Regions from separate parts of the Homo sapiens genome. Here region 2 is linked to region 1. Evidence: read pairs that join two places in POLR2A ChIA-PET (ENCODE). Cell type or tissue: IMR-90. All regions are shown on one strand.

Region 1 (5,000 bases):
CTGAGAATGATGGTGGTTTTTTCTGTATGGGCAGTTCTGTCAACATTTTTCCAGAATGAAAAAAGTAGATAACACCCTGGAGAATGCAACTTGAATTCCAAAGAACTTTGTCACGACAGAGAATTAGGAAGAGAGCAATGGAAAAATGTTCTCTGGAAACTAATACAGAAAATAGTAAATTGTGCTAATTCAAGGTAAGAAAAGTAGCAAATTTGGATTATATGAGACTTCAGCTAAACATGAGTCAGGGAGTAAATAACAAATAATGAAAAGAAATGCACTGGGTGTCCTGGAAATCTTATATGGGAAGGTTAGGGAATACTTCAAGATCTCGTTTCGATAGAGGAGGAGGGATTTTCCAGACATACCAGGGGTTCAGCATTTAGGGCTCAGGCCCTGGTGTGCGTGTGAGAGGACATGTTGTACTGCTGGAGCAGCAAGCAGGTTTGATACATCAGGAGTTCCAGGTGTGCATAAAGGAGTAGAAAGGCATGAGGAGGGAGGAGAAAGAATGTGTTTAGAAGCTACAGTGTGGTGAAGAGGAGTAGTAGGAGCCTAGGCATAGTGCATTTATTATCTTCATCTTTCTAAAAGAATTACACAGGGACCATGCAAAGTACTATAGAGAAAGAACTAACCAGCTAACTTATTTCTTTCCTAGCTTCCTTTTGTAAATATTTACTGTGCATCTGCAATAGAACATACCTAGTGTTAGGTACAGCAGACATTCAAATCCTCTCTCTAGGCTATAGGACATCTCTCCTCTGCACAATACTATGATTTGGGAAATCTGGCTTGTATTCAATTTAACCATCCCCTGGGTCCCCAAAAAGTTGCTCCCTCCTGCTTTGGCTCCCTGATTCAGCAGATGCCTCAGGTTAAGCCCAAATACCTTTCTTGGTGCCATCCACAGGAATCTCAAGTATACCCAAGACTCTACCTCTTTTTTTCAGTACTGCTATTTTATAGTTCTCTCTCCCTCCTGTTTGGCATGGTAAAGGGGCAGATTAATAAGCCACTAGCCAAGAATATTTCTGAGCAGGGAACCAATTCAAGTTTCCCCTTGTTGCAGGCATGCCCAATCTTTGTAAGAGTTTCTACTGGAGCCCCACTTGTTAGGAGGAAGGGAAGCAATCAGCCACACCTCCTGCACAGGTGATAGTGAAGAAGAAAATAGCCTCTCTTTGTGAACTCTGTACTTTCCAAAAGATTCCCCTCTACCTTTCTCCCATCTTGATTCTTCTTATATTGACTAGAGATTAGATCATTTTGGCACTTCTCACTAAGCTTTTCAGGTAAACTTCTAGAGGTCCATTGTTCATAAAATGGGATATGCTTTATAATGCGTTTTCTCCCAAGCTTTGGGCCTCAACTGGTCACTTGGGTTCTTACACTTTTAAAAACTTCATGGTGCCTAGAACTATGCTTTGCATTTTAGACTTGGAAGTTTAGAATACCAGAAGGACAATTTAGAGGTTTTCAATCAAATCCCTTCATTGTTCAATATGAGAGCTGAGATATGAAGACATGAAGCGATTTGTCCAAGATCCATGTTTGTTATTGGGTACTTGAGCCATATCAGTAAAGATGCCCTCGGTTATAAGAAACAGGAAACCTTGAGTCTAAACTATGTTAAACAATAACAGAATTCATTTTATCACATATCAGGAAGTCCAGTGGTGGAGCAGTCTACAAGCAAGGCACAATCAAGAGCTCTGATTCCATTCCTCTGCCATTTTCTCTGCTCTGTCCTGTCACCAGGTGCCAGCTTTGGCCTCAGGCTGGCATCCTTCATGCTTTCAACATGGCTGGTTACTGTAACTGTGGCAAGATTATTCCTTGTTCTTGTTGACCTGGTGAAAGAGATTCTTTCCTCTAACCATGGAATGGAAGTTCTTTGCAATCTGATTGAGCCAAACTGGTCATGTGCTCAACTCTGGACCAGTACAGTCACCAGGGAAATGCCTGTGCACTGACTAGCTTAAAACTGGGTGTCTGAACAAATCACTCATAAGCGGATGAGGTTTCCGTGATTGGCTTAGTTATGATCTGTTTCCAGAGTGCATATGCCTTCAGTTTTTCTGAGTCACAAATATGACTGCAAGAGGGCTGAATCTCTAAACAGAATTAGAAAGAAGGAAGTATAGAGAGAATGGACACTGTGTAAGCAACAAATATATCAACTACAGGAACCCAGGGACCCCTGTTCCTCCCAACCGGCTATATTCCAGTCCTGTGTTGATTGGCATGAAGGGAGAGAGATGTGCTCTGGAGAAATTTAGGGCCTGAAATGGTACCACATTTGAAATAGACATTGTGTGATATTCTTCTATGAATGAGGTTTCTGAGACAGTCCAAATAGCAAGTTCAGAGAGAGGCTATTTTATTCTGCTGCCAAGATAATGCCATCTGCTATGACATCACAGGTGGGTAAAGCAGCATATTTTATCTGATGTTGTTACCAAGGCAACATAGTCTGACCATGACAATAGGGTAAGGTGGCAGCATAGAAAGTGACTTTTTCCCAGCTTTTTTTTTTCACCATAAAAAACAATTTAGAAAGAACTTATTGTTAGAGAATATTTTATATTTCAAGAGGTAGGGTAGCCAGAAAATAAAAAAATGAAACAGTAATTAAGGCTTGTAGATGAATGTTGCTTGGACATTCTTAGGTCAACCAAAATGATCAATAAATCCTTGTGGGTTGGACCCTCTTATCATGGGTCTCAGCTACTTTAACTTCTTCTTTGTCTAAATCTTTAAAAAATGTTTTCAATGAGGCACAGGTATGTGCAGATCTAGCGTTTATTTTTCTTTTGATTTTTTCTCTATCAACTTCTGCCTAACTCTCTTGTAGCTATTTGCTGAGACTCATTCCAGTACTTTTGTGTGCCTGCTCCCCATAGTGCATATCATAGAGCTAGACAAATGGAAGGCATTCAGATATACCTGTTGGGTGACTGATCTCTCCTTATGCTTCTTATGTTTTACTCGAAAACCAATTTTCTAAATTTAATTGTCCTTATTTGCTTCTTTTTAGAAGAGATATATCCAAAATGAATAATGGATTCAACATGCAGTTTGCAAAACAACATGAATTTCACTTAAGAAATGTAATTTATATTACCTGTTTATCAGCCTGAGATGAAATTTGTTATACCTAGAAAAACAGAGGGACTTTCTTATACATTCATTTATTCATAGGATAAATATTTATTGGGTGACCATTATGTGTCAGGCACTGTTCCAGGTGCTGGAGATAAAACAGTGACTAGAGTAAACAGAGTTGAAAAGAAACTATGAACAGAGTAAACAGATTATCTATAGAATGGGAGAAAAATTTTGCAAACTCTGCATCCAGCAAAGCTCTGATATCCAACATCTATAAGGAACTTAAACAAATTTACAAGAAAAAAACAAACCACCCCATTAAAAAGTGGGCAAAGCACATGAACAGACACTTTTCTGGTGTTACCATCTAACACCAATCAGAACGGCTATTGATATGGTTTGGATTTGTGTCCCTGCCCAAATCTTATGTCAAATTGGAGGAGGGGCCTGTTGGGAGGTGATTAGATCATGGAGGCAGGTTATCTTTGCTGTTCTCACAATGGTAATTGAGTTCTCATGAGATCTGATGGTTTAAAAGAGTGTGGCACTTCTTCCTTTGCTCTCTCTCTCCTGCCACCATGTGAAGAAGGTGCTTGCTCTCCCTTCACCTTCCACCATGATTGTAAGTTTCCTGAGGCCTCCCAGTCATGCTTTCTGTTAAGCCTATGGAACTGTGAGTCAATTAAACTTCTTTTCTTCATAAATTACCCAGTCTCAGGAAGTTCTTCAGAGCAGTGTGAGAACAAACTAATATAGCTATTATTAAAAAGTCAAAAAATAACAGATGCTGGCGAGGTTGTAAAGAAAAAGGAATGCTTATACACTATTGGTGGGAGTGTACATTAGTTCAGCCATTGTGGAAGACAGAGTGACAATTCCTCAAAAACCAAAAGACAGAAATACCATTCAACCCAGCAATCTCATTCCTGGGTGTATACCTTAAAGAATATAAATCATTCTGTTATAAAGACACATGCACACTTATGTTCATTGCAACACTATTCAGGATAGTAAAGATATGGAATCAACCTAAATGCCCATCAACAATAGGCTGGATAAAGAAAATATGCACATATACACAGTCATTTCCATAGATCCTCTGAAATCTAGGAGGAGGTTCCCAAATCTCAGCTCTTGTCTTCTGCACACCCATAGGTCTAATACCTCAAGCCACTGAGGCTTGGGGCTTGCACCCTTTGAAGCCATGGCCTGAGCTGTACCTTGACCCCTTTTAAAGCCATTACTGGAGATGGAGTGGTTCGGTTGCAGGGTGCTATGTCCCAAGTCTGAACAGACCAGTGGGGCCCTGGGCCCTGCCCAGGAAACCATTTTTTCATCTTAGGCTTGCAGGCCTGTGATGGGAGGGGCTGCCATGAAGATCTCTGAAATGCCCTGGAGACATGTCAGGGCAAGACACCACCATTGTCTTGGTTATTAGCATTCTGTTTCTCTTTATTTATGCACGCAAATTTCTGCAGTCAATGGGGTTTCAATTTCTCCCAGAAAAAGGGGTTTTCTTTTCTACCACATGGTCAGGCTGCAAATTTTCCAAACTTTTATGTTCTGCTGTCCTTTTAAACATAGATTCCAATTTCAGACCATTTCTTTGTGAACACAGATGACTACATTTTCAGAAAAAGCCAGGCCACATCTTGAATGCTTGGCTGCTTAGAAATTTCTTCCACCAGCTACCCTAAATCATCTCTGTCAAGTTCAAAATTCTACAGATCTCTAGGGCACAGGCAAAATACCACCAGTCTCTTTGCTAAAGCATAGCAAGAGTGACCTTTACTCCAGTTTCCAATAAGTTCCTCATCTCCATCTAAGAAAAGCTCAGCCTGGACTTCATTGTCCCTATCACTATCATCATTTTGATTAAGTCCATTCAA
Region 2 (5,000 bases), 89 kb before region 1:
AGCTATTTTTGTTTGTTTGTTTGTTTTAGTCTTGGCATTACTCTGGTGAGATACTCAATATTTTCCTGTGTTTTGCAGTGATGTGAGAGGTAACATAGAATAATGCTAATGATTGCACATCTGTAGCCAGAATCGCGGGGTTCAAATCCTGGCTTAACCATGTTCTAGCTTTCTTAACTTAAGCAAGTTACTTAACCTCTCTGAATCTCAGTTTTCACATCAATAAATTGGGGATAATTTAGCACTTACCTCATACTGTTGTAAGTTTAATGGGAACAGTATGGATAATGCACTTGGAACTGGGCCTGATACATAGGTAGTGCTTTTTTCTCCTCTACCCTGTAAGAGATATGGCCAGAGCTAGGATTCATCCAGGTCAACACCTTCTTATAGTTTCATTGATTTTGGTCTTCCTTAAATGGATGAAAACAAAGCAATTCTCTGAAACTACAAGACCATATAGCTGCTAAATCGATGCCATTGGGGTTTAGAAAATTCTGACATGAATTGGGCTGCATTAGTCAGGGAAACCTTTGTGGAAAGGAGTCATTTGTTAATTCAACCAATATTTACTAAGCTTTTATTATGAGCCTGGGATTGTACTAGTGCTTGGGATACATCCCTCTTGATGAACAAGAGGGACAGGGCTCTTTTCTGTACTTGGGCTGGGCCATGAAAGATTTGGAAGAATTAAATGAACAGAGTTGCAGAAAACAGCCCTGGTAAAGGTTCAGATATAAGATAAAGATGGTGGATGTGGGAGAACAGAAAATATATTTTGGATAGGTTCTGTTTATTGAAACCCAGAGAACTTGATAACACAAGTGATGGAGAAGGAAAAATGGAGGTTTCAGATGTGAGCAAGAAGTGAGCACTATGTATATGAGGAGGGCACACATGAAGGACTAGGAGGGAAGTTGGGTAGAGCCTGGGAATATGTGCAACTTGAAATCTATTTCAGGATTCCGGGAGTAGCATAATGTTCAGATTTACAGTGGTGGTGACAGAAACAGGGGAAGAAAAATACGGAGAGGCATTCTGAATAGAGCACTGATAGTACTTGGTGACTGAACTTATGAGATAAAGGAGAAAGAAGAATGAAAGATGATTTAATGTTCTCCTAACCAGTTGAGATGATTTAAGCATTAACCTGGCTCCAGATAGAGCATCTCTAAGGTTACTCACTTTAAAGATAATCACTTTTATAGATGCATTGTATAGATGAGTGCCTTAATCAAAACAATATGTTAAAAATCGGTAGCAAAGTTGGAACGATATTTCCAATTTGTGACTCTTTCTATTACAGGTTGAGTATTCCTTATCCAAAATGCTTGGGACCCAGAAGTGTCTTAGATTCTGAATTTTTTCAGATTTTTGAATATTTGCATATGCCTTAGGAGGTATCTTGGGGATGAGACCCAAGTCTAAACACAAAATCCATTTATGTTTTATATACATACCTTATAAACATAGCCTGAAGGTAATTCTAAGCACTATTTTAAATAATTTTGTCCATGAAACAAAGTTTTGATTGCATTTTGACTGTGGCCTATCATATGAGGTTAGGTGTGGACTTTTCCACTTATGGCATCATGTTACCTCTCAAAAATTTTCACATTTTAAGGCATTTTGGATTTCAGATTTTCTAGGATTAGGGATGCTCATCATGTTATACCAAGGGAAAGGTTACAGTAGCATGGATAACATATAGGCAGACTCAAAATTGCATTATTTGCATTGGCTAAGGACCTTATTCTGTCTGAACCTTGGAGAAAGCATCTAATCTCAAAAGATTGTAAAAAGCAAAGAAAAAGATTTTTAACTCAGTAGAGCTCAATGGTTGTTGTGTTCCTTCCTGTCTATACTTGACCCCAACCTCATTTAGACTTTGTGGAGCATCTTGTTCTGAAATTGTATTGACTCATGGGTGAAGGAAACACACATTAAGCAAATACCAGAAGAAAATTCTTGGAGCTGTGTTAGATTCCTTAGAGGATTTGCTCAGTGGTAATGGAACAAAGTATGTTTGGTTGGTACAGGAGACAGGATAATGTAAGCTGTAATGTGATTCAGTGAGAGAGTCACAGATGACTGCCGCATAAACCAAGCAGCAATGAATAAATGAGGCCTGTCCAGACACATCCTGCTGGACACTCAGAAAGTGACCACTGGCAACAGTGTTTCTAAACTTGGATGCCAACCCAAGAGTGCCAGAATGTCAGAGGTGGAAGGAAACTCCAACATCATTGTGACAAACCTATCATTTTACAGATGAAGTCACTGAGGCCAGGAGAGGTTAGTGTAGGAAGAAGGATGCATAGCAAAGTGAAGGGAGCAGCACTAGGAGGTGATGAAGAGCATAGGTATTGAAATCCTGTAGCTCTTAATCAAATTATTTCACTTTCCTTGGTCTCATTTTTTTTTTTTTTTTGACTGGAGTCTTGCTCTGTCACCCAGACTGGAGTGCAGTGATATGATCTTGGCTCACTGCAACCTCCACCTCCCAAGTTCAAGCAATTCTCCTACCTCAGCCTCCCGAGTAGCTGGAATTACAGGTGCCCACCACCACACCCAGCTAATTTTTGTATTTTTAGTAGAAGTGAGGTTTCACCACGTTGGCCAGGTTGGTCGCAAACTTCTGACCTCAAATGATCCACCCACCTTGGCCTCCCAAAGTGCTGGGATTATAGGTGTGAACTACCACGTCCAGCCGTTGGCCTCATTTTTGATGACTTTATTTTTAAAATGAAAAAAAAAATGCCATCTATAACAAGAGGCAGTGAGCATAAATTAAATGCTTCATGAAAAGTTTCGTATGCAGCTGGCTTTGAGGGTCATTCTGAATTCTTCTTTACTGTCTCTGTTCCCCGCATGCATATAAAGTTATCATCTATTCCCCAGTGCCTGACTGTTGTGGTGCAAATGAACAGGAAGCCACCATTCCCCCAGCTTTCTGCCTACCCGCTGAAGACTGCAAGACCCAGTTCAACCGTGACCCAAACATGGAGCTGTCGTCCCAGCATTGTGAATAAGGGCAGCTGGGAGTTGGGGAGATGGGAAGTGCAAGAGTTAAGAGAAAAACAAAACTTGGCTGATGTGTTGGTCTCTGAGGTCCCAGTGGCAGTCAGCCAACTCACTGCTGTGGCCAAGGGGAGCTTGAAAATTAGGGAATGAGAAGCACCTTAAAGGGAAAACTTATCTGCTTTTTCTTCCTGAAGGAAGCGTTTTCCTTATAGTGGTTGAAGTCGTTTTCTCTCTCACCCAAATAATGGGATTTCCTGATGTAAATTACCTCTTATCATGGAAATGTAAACAAAAAAAAGAAGATTAATTAGGCGAGCAATTATTATGTGGCAACCACTAAGCTATGTACTTTATATATGTTAACTTATTTATTCCTCAAAATAACTTCATGAGACAGGTATTGATTTCAAAGCTGAGAAAACAGAAAGTAGAGGCACAGAGAAGAGAAGTAAATTAGCCAAAATAGTGGAGTAGTAAGTGAAATTGGGTTAAGGTGTAAAGTCAAGCAGCCTAGCTCAAAAGGCTGCTGTCTTATCAATGCTTTGCTGCTATATAAACTTGCCTGTGTGAGGGAAGAACAAAGGCAGAGACCACAGAACAGGAGTAACACAGGAAGCAGCAGCAGCACTATGCCAACCAGGTAAGAGAGCAGAAGAAAAGGGGGAGCAGTGTGATGGCGCAAATGAGCACACAGTGCAGAAAAGAAAGGTGAGGTGGAAGCATCAAGGGTAGCATAGCCCCAGAAATTGTGTTGTTAAATGAATTTTCTGAAGTCTGTAAAGACTCTTTCAGATACATAGCCAATAGCCAACAAAGTGGGCATGTCCAAGAACTCAGAGGAGTTGATGAGAAGTGATCAAGCAGCTCCGCATAAAGTCTCCGCTCATGACAAGGGACAAGAACCTCTCCAACTCAGCTTTCTTAACAAGCCCATCATGATGCCTGGTGGTAAACACAGTGGTTCAGAGATCACACCAGCTAGGACCCGGTGGTCCCATCCTGCTCTGCTACTCCCTAGCCGTGCATGGGATCTTGAGCCTCAGTTTCTTCATCTATCAAATGGGATTAAGACTACTCCTCATAGAGGTATGGTGAGAGATAGGTGATCCACCATTTATACAACCCCTCACTCAGAGCCTGGTACACTGATAAGTTGTGCAGAATAATTAATAATGAATATCATTACTACCAACCTTGGGTCATCTTCTATGAGTTAATTTTATCTCAGAATCTACAATCTTGGACTTCTGCACACGTTGGAGGCAGGTGCCTTATATATGGCGTTCATCTATGCAATTGTTTTTCATGCTCTGACTAAAGAATTTATGATGATAACAAGAAACACAACCTGCAAGTAAAAAGGCAACACCTAAGGGCAGTATTTGTATTTGCTGCAGAGTAAACAGCATAAATACTCAATTTCAGGTCTATAAATAAACTTGGAGAGGATTGGCATGTTTTTACATATTTCTTAAATGTATATCTTATTATAGTTATTGAGAGTTGAGCATCTGTTAAGAATATTAAAATCAAAAGAAGTGTTAAGCCTTAACTACAATGAAAGTATTAATATAAAGTTGGGAACTACAACCTTTTCCAAACCACAAAGTCAGAATGACTATATTTTTCATATTAAACAGAAGTCAACTGATGATTGAATTGCCTTTGAAATGCTAAAAAATTTAAATTTTATTACAACTGAAAGTAGGAGATGCGCCCAATAGATTGTTAAGCAAAAGGTGGAAATAGATATCACATTCTAACATAGGAGAATTGCTTTAAGTGCTGAAAATGGCATTGCAAATTTCTCTGAAACATCCAACATCATTCATTAAAGTTTGCTTTATCATACAATGCCACAGAAAACTACAAAGTAAAATATGAGAAACTACAAACCAATCTGATTTAAAATAACCAGAACAAAGGCATCCTTAATAATAGTTTCATTACCTCTTCATCATTTGCTGATGTACCAT

What was found. Peaks named below come from ENCODE experiments on the same cell type or tissue, not always from the same donor. Only the 100,000 strongest peaks of a DNase experiment are listed, where the experiment ranks them.
Region 2: POLR2A ChIA-PET joins it to region 1 with 6 read pairs; 2 of 35 experiments call an interaction of 5 or more read pairs at or near these places.

What each region holds. Positions count from the first base shown.
Region 1 is chr1:66,461,977-66,466,976 of GRCh38, reverse strand. No RefSeq gene overlaps it. Among named protein-coding and RNA genes, the nearest start is that of SGIP1, 70 kb to the left of the region's middle. In IMR-90, no CTCF peak of the experiment used is centred here; DNase peaks (open chromatin) are centred at 86 and 1,976; H3K27ac peaks cover 1,795 bases.
Region 2 is chr1:66,551,106-66,556,105 of GRCh38, reverse strand. All of the region lies in intron 1 of SGIP1 (SH3GL interacting endocytic adaptor 1), which reads right to left. Among named protein-coding and RNA genes, the nearest start is that of SGIP1, 19 kb to the right of the region's middle. In IMR-90, no CTCF peak of the experiment used is centred here; a DNase peak (open chromatin) is centred at 2,045; H3K27ac peaks cover 2,302 bases.